Regions from separate parts of the Homo sapiens genome. Here region 1 is linked to region 2. Evidence: chromatin loops called from intact Hi-C (ENCODE). Cell type or tissue: GM12878. All regions are shown on one strand.

The links. Peaks named below come from ENCODE experiments on the same cell type or tissue, not always from the same donor. Only the 100,000 strongest peaks of a DNase experiment are listed, where the experiment ranks them.
Region 1: a loop joins it to region 2, with 8 times the contacts of the local background. A loop is called at or near these places in 1 of 110 quality-filtered maps.

Annotation. Positions count from the first base shown.
Region 1 is chr13:103,177,191-103,181,190 of GRCh38, reverse strand. No RefSeq gene overlaps it. Among named protein-coding and RNA genes, the nearest start is that of SLC10A2, 110 kb to the right of the region's middle. In GM12878, no CTCF peak of the experiment used is centred here; a DNase peak (open chromatin) is centred at 1,720.
Region 2 is chr13:103,029,747-103,033,746 of GRCh38, reverse strand. No RefSeq gene overlaps it. Among named protein-coding and RNA genes, the nearest start is that of SLC10A2, 35 kb to the left of the region's middle. In GM12878, no CTCF peak of the experiment used is centred here; DNase peaks (open chromatin) are centred at 2,046 and 2,824; H3K27ac peaks cover 3,819 bases.

The DNA of each region.
Region 1 (4,000 bases), 150 kb before region 2:
TAAGTGTGACAGTAAAGTGTGTAAGCCCATCCAGCAGGACAGCTGGGTGTCTGTAAGACGACGGAGGCCTCTGAGAACAGGAGAGCAGGGAAGCTCGAACTCATGGTCTCTCATACACACTATGGACATATGTTTGTGTAATGAGGAGAACGAACGGGAGGAAAGGCTATTTTGTAACATGGATCCGGGAGCGTGCCCCTGGGCAGCTCACGGATACTGAAAAATAGTGGTTGTCTTCCACAAGTAGCAGAAACCTTGGGTGATCCACTCAAGCCACAGGCAGCAGGCTGGCCCTTCAAAGTGGAGCCCTGGGACGCTTGGAGGAGCTGAGGTGGAATAAACAAAGGTTAAATTCTCTTTCACTTACTTCTAAGTGACAGGTTTTAATTAAAGATAATTCACACTTGAATTGATCCTCTCAGTTCCTGCTGCTGACAGACTAGGAGACTGTCAAGGGAGGAACTGCGTGGCAAGAAGACCTGGATACGGATGGGGAGGGACGGAGGGGAGATGTACTTGCGCGCACTCACCAAAATTAAAAGGTGGGGGAAAGACACCAAAAGGTGGATACTATGGATAAATGTGGTCTACTATACCTAGGGATTTCAATGTTTTTCCTCCCTTAAAAAGTCACTAAATAACTTGTCTTTGTGGAGTAAAAGAACATGTATCCCAATGTCACTTTTTACTAGTTTCAAATATTACAGAAAGATATTTATTTCATGATACTAACAATAGGATAGATGCAAGTGTTCCTATTATATAATTCAAAAACTGACACTGAGAGAATGACATATGGGACAGGTCATATGGAATAGAGGGTCCAGGGTGATAAGAGAAACTCCAGTTCCTCCAGACAAGACTCCAACCTGGCTCTAAGCAAAAGAGAATCTGACAACATTAGTGGCTTTTGCAATTCAAGCCATTCCTGCCTTTGTTTGCCAAAGCTAAAAAAAATTTAAATATATAAAAAAATTATTCTTGCTAAAATTCTATTTCTGAGGTCACAGCTGCAGGAGCAAGATTAACATATGCTAAAGCTAGAACTACTGAAGGTTGATTGTACACATTTTTTCAAATGCAGCTTAATCGCCCAAGAATGCAGAATCAAATTTCAGATGTATTTAAAGTGTGAAAAATATTTATATAATTTTGTCTCTCCAGATAAATATTAAAATCCCAAACCACTCTACTTAAAGTCCCTGAATCTCTGTTGAATCCCACCTCCATACAAGGCAGGCTCTCAGAGCTCAGCAAAATTCTATCTATCCACAGAGGTCCCGCTCAAATTCCACATTCTCCATGAAGCCTCCTCCTCATGCCCTAACAGGAATTAACTCTCACCTCTGTGAAACCCCATAGCACTTTGTCTCCCTAATGTGGCACTTATGTGCCATGAATGGTAGTTACCTGGACATGCACACATCTTATTTCCCCTGCTTTCCTATTGAATTGTACAATCCCCAAGGGAAGGAACCATAACTTACACATCAGCATATCTCCTCTAACAGCCTAGTGAAATACATCCTGCTTAGGAGGTGTTAAGTATATTTTTTAAATGAATGATGACTGCATGAAAATTCTCCTGGGTACGCAGGCTTTCCTTTTAAAGTTTTGTCTTAGAATATGGAAAGCAAGATTCTGCCGTTTGCACCTAGCCTGCGGCTACTTCTTCACCACAAAATCACAAATGAATACCATCTGCTATTTCTCTCTGCTAGGTCCCTCTGGAGATTCCCTTTAGGTTAATTGGCCACTCTCTGTTCTAGCCCCGACTCTCTCTCAGTTCTTACTCCTGGGAAAACCTCAGCTGGGCCAGAGGTCTAGGACACTGCTAAGTTATATGTTCAAAACCATATGTTCTTCCTCTTTAAGTTCCTAATTATTACTTTCTTTTAGGTTATCTTCATTTCCTCCCTCCTGAAATGTTCCCTTTTCAGGTCTCTCCTGAAACTATCTCCTTCGAGTCATCTACAGAACATAAGGCGAGCAGATGGTGCTGCGATTGCACTGGTAATTACCCCCTGAGAAAAGCAACCTTCTTCCCAAAGCAGGTAATTTGGACTAAAATAGAACTTTTGCCAGAATAACCCAGGTAAGTAGGGTGTTGAGCTTTATACGTACACAATCATATTTTATGCAATAGAAACCATCACCATTTGTTTTGGACAAAACCAGGCTGTTTCTTGCCCCCTACAACGAAGGGGGCCAACTTTAAAGGCTAAAATTAACTTGTTTCTACTCTAAGCCTCCAACTCCAATTCCAATGGTGTGTTTTGAGGCACCTGATCACAGTACAGGAACTTGGGGATCTCCTCTTACTAGCAATCATGTGCACTACTTCTCATATCTAGTTTTTAAGCATCATGACTTATTTAATATTTATTTTAAAGGAAATTCCTGAAGTGCAGATACCATCAGTATGTAAATTTTTCGACTTTTTGTGGAAACCAATATCATATCCTTAAACCCAGGCTTAGGACACAATGGGGAAAAAAACAAAACTACCTCTTCGCTTGAAAGGAAACAAATTTTGCCTGCACTTTCACTGGTTTCTTATTGTAGCTGCAAGCCATGATCTGCTGAAATACTTCTCTGACAGCAAGAGTAACTAGAGTGCTTTCAGCCCAAGAACAGGCCACTCTATGTCATTGGGCAAAAATGGCAAAAGGTCGTCCAAATGAACTTCACATAAGAGGAAGAGAAGCAGTGAGAAATGATAATTGCCCTTTCCGATCCAGACCAGGTCCAATTACCATCAATTGGACCACCACATCGTGGTGGTGTTTTTCCTCTTTTATCTGGTGTAAGAGTTTGATAACCCAAAGGCTGTAATTGTGTTGTAGGGCTAATTAAAAAGGAGGCCAGGATTTTCATATGTATCGCCAACACAAAAGCAAGATATTTATTGCACTTGGCACATAACAGAGGTTAAAATTTCATTGAAAAGAGGTTTCAGAAATTAACATAACTATATGTCTCTGCTTTTTTCTTCTTCTCTTCTAGTAATGCAAAGCAGAACAGGAAAAAAATACTTAAGGATAAAAAAGCTCATTCTAAACATGTCAGCCTCATCAATGTTATGGATAGGTAACAACCAATTTTATAATAAAGAACCTGTGTTTTCCAGTTTGGTGTTTCAGTTCTTAACTTACAAAGCTCTTTTGTAATGTTTGGTCATCTCTTCCTCCACTTTTTCTGACATTACAAATATGTTCAGACTCCTTTCTGCATCAGCCTTCTAAACTATCTACTCCATAATGAACTTGCTGGGGAAAAGTGAAAGTGGAAAAAGTGAGATGTTTTCTATTAGTCAACATTAGGAAATCTCTTAAGGAATTACTTTGCTGTTTAAAAGTTGCTCACCTGTATTCATGGGAGAGAAAATGCATGTCACAATGTAGCATTAAGCAGCATCAGAACTTCACAAGTATTAGCATTTCAAATAAGTCACAATTCTCTAAGGCTGGTGACTAGGAAAAATAACTCTTAGTCATTCTTAAGAGTAAACTTAAACCAAGTAATTGTGGTTAATATCAGACTAGCTGATTTGTGTAGTCATGAAAATATCAGCAGAGTTCCTTTACAAAAGGAAACAGATTAATAAAAAGTATTTATTATTATAACTAATATCCAATAATTGATTAATATTCATTACAGACTCTGCCAATATAAATAGTTCTCTTTGAACCCAACTATAAGTAATAATTGCTCTTCACATATAATTAGTACCTCAAAACATTACTTAGGTCTCATGAGACCACAAACTGCACCTCCTGTTAAAGGTAATGTGACATTATGGATCTAGAACCAGAAATACCATTTGACATAGCAATCCCATTACTGGGTATGTACCCAAAGGACTGTAAATCATTCTGCTGTAAAGACACATGCACACATGTTTACTGCAGCACTATTTACAATAGCAAAGACTTGGAATCAACCCAAATGCCCATCAATGATAGACTAGATAAAGCAAACGTGGCACATATGCACCATG
Region 2 (4,000 bases):
TTTCTTTTCTTTCTTTTTTTGTTTTGTTTTGTTTTGTTTTGTTTTTTTGAGATGGAGTCTCACTCTGTCACCCAGGCTGGAGTGCAGTGGCACAATCTCAGCTCACTGGAACCTCCGCCTCCCTGGTTCAAGCAATTCTCCTGCTTCAGTCCCCCTAGTGGCTGGGATTACAGGCATGCATCAACACGCCTGGCGAGTTTTTTTGTATTTTTAGTAGAGACGAGGTTTCTCCATGTTGACCAAGCTGGTCTCAAACTCCTGACCGCGGGTGATCCGCCCACCTCGGCCTCCCAAAGTGCTGGGATTACAGGCGTGAGCCACGGCGCCTGGCCTGTTTAAACATTTCTTATCTTCCTGACAAGAGTATAATCCTCAAAAGAGCAGGGATTTGTCTTATATTGTATGACTCAACCACCAAGACTAGCACCATCATAGGCAGTCTGCTCTCCATATCAGTGGGTTCCATGTCTGTAGATTCAACCAACCGTGGATTGAAAATATTTGGAAAAAAAAACATTCTACAAAGTTCCAAAAAGCAAAACTTGAATTTGCTCCATGCCAAGTACCACTTTGAATCCACACAAATGAAGTCATGTGTAGGCTTTGTAGTAGGTGTTTTCAGTAATCTAGAGGTGATTTAAAGTATACAGGAGGATATACATAGGTTATTTGCAAATACTACACCATTTTATACAAGGGACTTTAGTATCCTTGGATTTTGGTATCTGTGGAGGGTCCTGGAACCAATCTCCCATAGACACCTCATGAATAGTAGATATACAACTATATATGTAATAAGAGATAATTGGGAACTCAACAGTAGTCTAGAGAGTTGGAAAATCCTGGAATCAAATCATAGCTTTGCCATTTCCTAGCCATAGTGATGTAACCTTGGTTTTGCTATTTACCCTTCACCAGCCTCACTTGCTGCATCTATAAAACGTGGTTGTTCTCTGCTATTGTCAGTATTGTTGATGTGGTTGTGGTGGTGTCAGCAGTCTCCTTTTACTCAATAACTGGAAGAACATCCATGTCTGTGACAAGAGACAATTTTTTATTTAAGAAATCTTTCCGGGCATGGTGGCTCACACCTGTAATCCCAGCACTTTGGGAGGCCAAGGCAGGCGGATCATCTGAGGTCAGCAGTTCGAGACCAGCCTGGCCAACATAGTGAAATCCCATCTCTGCTAACAATACAAAAATTGGCTGGGCGTGCTGGTGCATGCCTGTAATCCCAGCTACTCGTGAGGCTGAGGCAGGAGAATGGCTGGAAACCAGGAGGGAAGCAATGAGCCAAGATCACATCACAGCCAGGCATGGTGGCTCACACCTGTAATCCCAGCACTTTGGGAGGCCAAAGCGGGCAGATCACTTGAGGTCAGGAGTTCAAGACCAGCCTGGCCAACATGGCAAAACGTCATCTCTACTAAAAATACAATTAGCTGGACATGGTGGTGCATGCTTGTAATACCAGCTACTTGGGAGGCTGAGGCAGAAGAATCACTTGAACCTGGGAGGTGGTGGTTGCAATGAGCCTAGATCATGCCACCGCACTCCCATCTGGGTGACGGAGTGAGACTCCATCAAAAAAAAAAAAAAATTTTTTAACTATGTCTTTAAACTCTCTTCAGAAAATTTATTGACACTTATCGTTGTATTTTTCTGAAGTTTTTCTTTCAAACTCCTAAAAAATGTATGGGAAGGCAATAAACACAAAGGAAAGGGAATATTAATAATATATATGTTCACTCTTAAAAATCCAAACAAATGATATCACAAAAGTATTTGCTGTCAAATATCACTTTGTGATCTTTGATGGGTGTTCAACCTCAGTTATGAACCATATGTCAGATGTGGGGATGATTTTATGGTTCATTGCAGCCTTGGTAGAAGTCTTTAACCCCATGACAGTTGCTTCAGTGAGAAAGTTCAAAACTACCTTCAGTCATTTCAAATATGACAACATTGACTTGCTTTTTGCTATTTTGAGTCTATTCTGCAGCATAGAGGTATACCAAAAAGGCATCTGAGCAGACATGTGGCAGTCTTCTGATGTGCTAATATTTGTATGCCTGCATGACTCTGATTCTCACATGCCAAAATAGTTAAAGAAGCAGATGTAGGTTAAAAATTGTCGTTTTTTTTTCTTTCTAAGTCATTGCACACAGCTTTTATGCATCATTTGTTTTCCATTATGCAAACTTTAGTATCTTGTTTACCACCGTTCAGATGGACTATTCCTATTTTGGAAAGTTTCTGAGTTTCTGTGAATTGGTCAAGGGTGAGATTTCAACATATAAGGAGCAGTGATTATTCAGTTAAAGAGGAATTTATGATCAACAATGAGTAGTGCAATAAATGCTCAGGAAAGTGAAGAGTTGAACTTGCTAGGGACCTGTCATTCATCTGAACATTCCTTGCTTATTGAGCAAATATCACATTCCAGGCACTTCACTGGGCACTGAGAGTAGATGAGTTGCTTTTCTTAAGAATACTATATATTGTCCTTCACATTTTTGATCCTTAATTAAGATGATCTAATTAACAACTCAAAGCGGAAAACATTGCCACTCCAGAAGATTGGTCTAAACATAAAGAAAAGAGTGTAAAAATCAGTCTCTCAACTATTGTCTTGTTGACTTCCTAGCCATGGTCTTTAAAGCTTTTCAGTACAGTGCCTCCCTAACATCATTATTTCATTAACCCCATTTTTCACAACATTAAATATATTGTCTTATGTAAAGTCAATTAGGGCAAAGCTTCTAAGCTGTAAGTGCATGCTTCATTTAGCCCTTTTACAACTTTCATTTCTCTATTTTGTTGCCATTCTTCCCATCCTTAGAAAAGGTTCTTTCCACTATATCTCCACTAAATCAAGACTGCTTTTCTCAAACTCAAGCAATAGATTCATTTCTCCCAGGAAATCCTTTTAGCATGGCTCGAGTAATGTTGTCCACTCAAATAAACGACATTCCAATCAATGTCATACAATATCTAGATCATTCTAAAATATAAATGTCCTTGGTAAATATTCATTTATTATGCACCTTGCACAGAGCAGCTATATAATTAATATCTGGTGAATGCATAAAATTCCGTTTAATTTCTCACATCTTTAGATGAAGTCTTTCCAATCTACCATCATTTTCTATCACTGTACATTTTAACACTCCGAACAGGAAAATAAATCAATTACAAAGTTATAAAGACCATTAGCAATATTAAGAAAACTTATGTGAAAAAATGTTGGCAAGATGGTGGAATTGAATTTTCCAGCACTCATGCCTCCCACAGAAACACTGATTTGAACAACTATCCATGCATGAAAATACCTTACAAGAGGCAAGGAAACCAAGTAAGAGATTACAGCACCTGGGTGTGGCACAGAAATGAGAAAAGGCACCTTGAAGAGGGTCAGAAGGACAGTCTCACATTATCCATGTCACCTCTCCCCCATGTCCAGGCAGCACAGGCTGGAGAGGAGATAACTTCTGCTTAGGAGAAGGAAAGGAAGGAGAGCATAGAACTTTGCCTTGAACCCCAATACCCAGCCCACTCCAGTAAAACCCAACACTGAGTAGGTGCAGATGGACACAGACTCTGGCTCAATACCCACAGGCTAAACTTCCAGGCCTACCCAGGCACCAGACTGGATCCCATAGGCCCAAGCTCCAGGCCTGCAATGTATACACAGTCTCTGAACTGCCCCACCACTAAGCCAACCCCAGCCAACCCAGTCTCTAGACCACCCCCAGCACCAGGCTGACCCCCACAGCACCAGGCTTCAGGCATGGCCCAGCACAAGGCTGGCACTCAGAGCCCACGCCATCAAACCAGCACCTGCAGGCCAGGGACCCATCAGTTGAGATACAGGCACCAGATTTTCTCAGCACTAGACCAGCCCCTGTGGCCATAGGCTCCAGGCCAGTAACCGTGGACTGAGCCTATAAGTCTGCACCGGCCACAAATAGGATCTTGCAACCCCAGGTTCCAGGCCAGT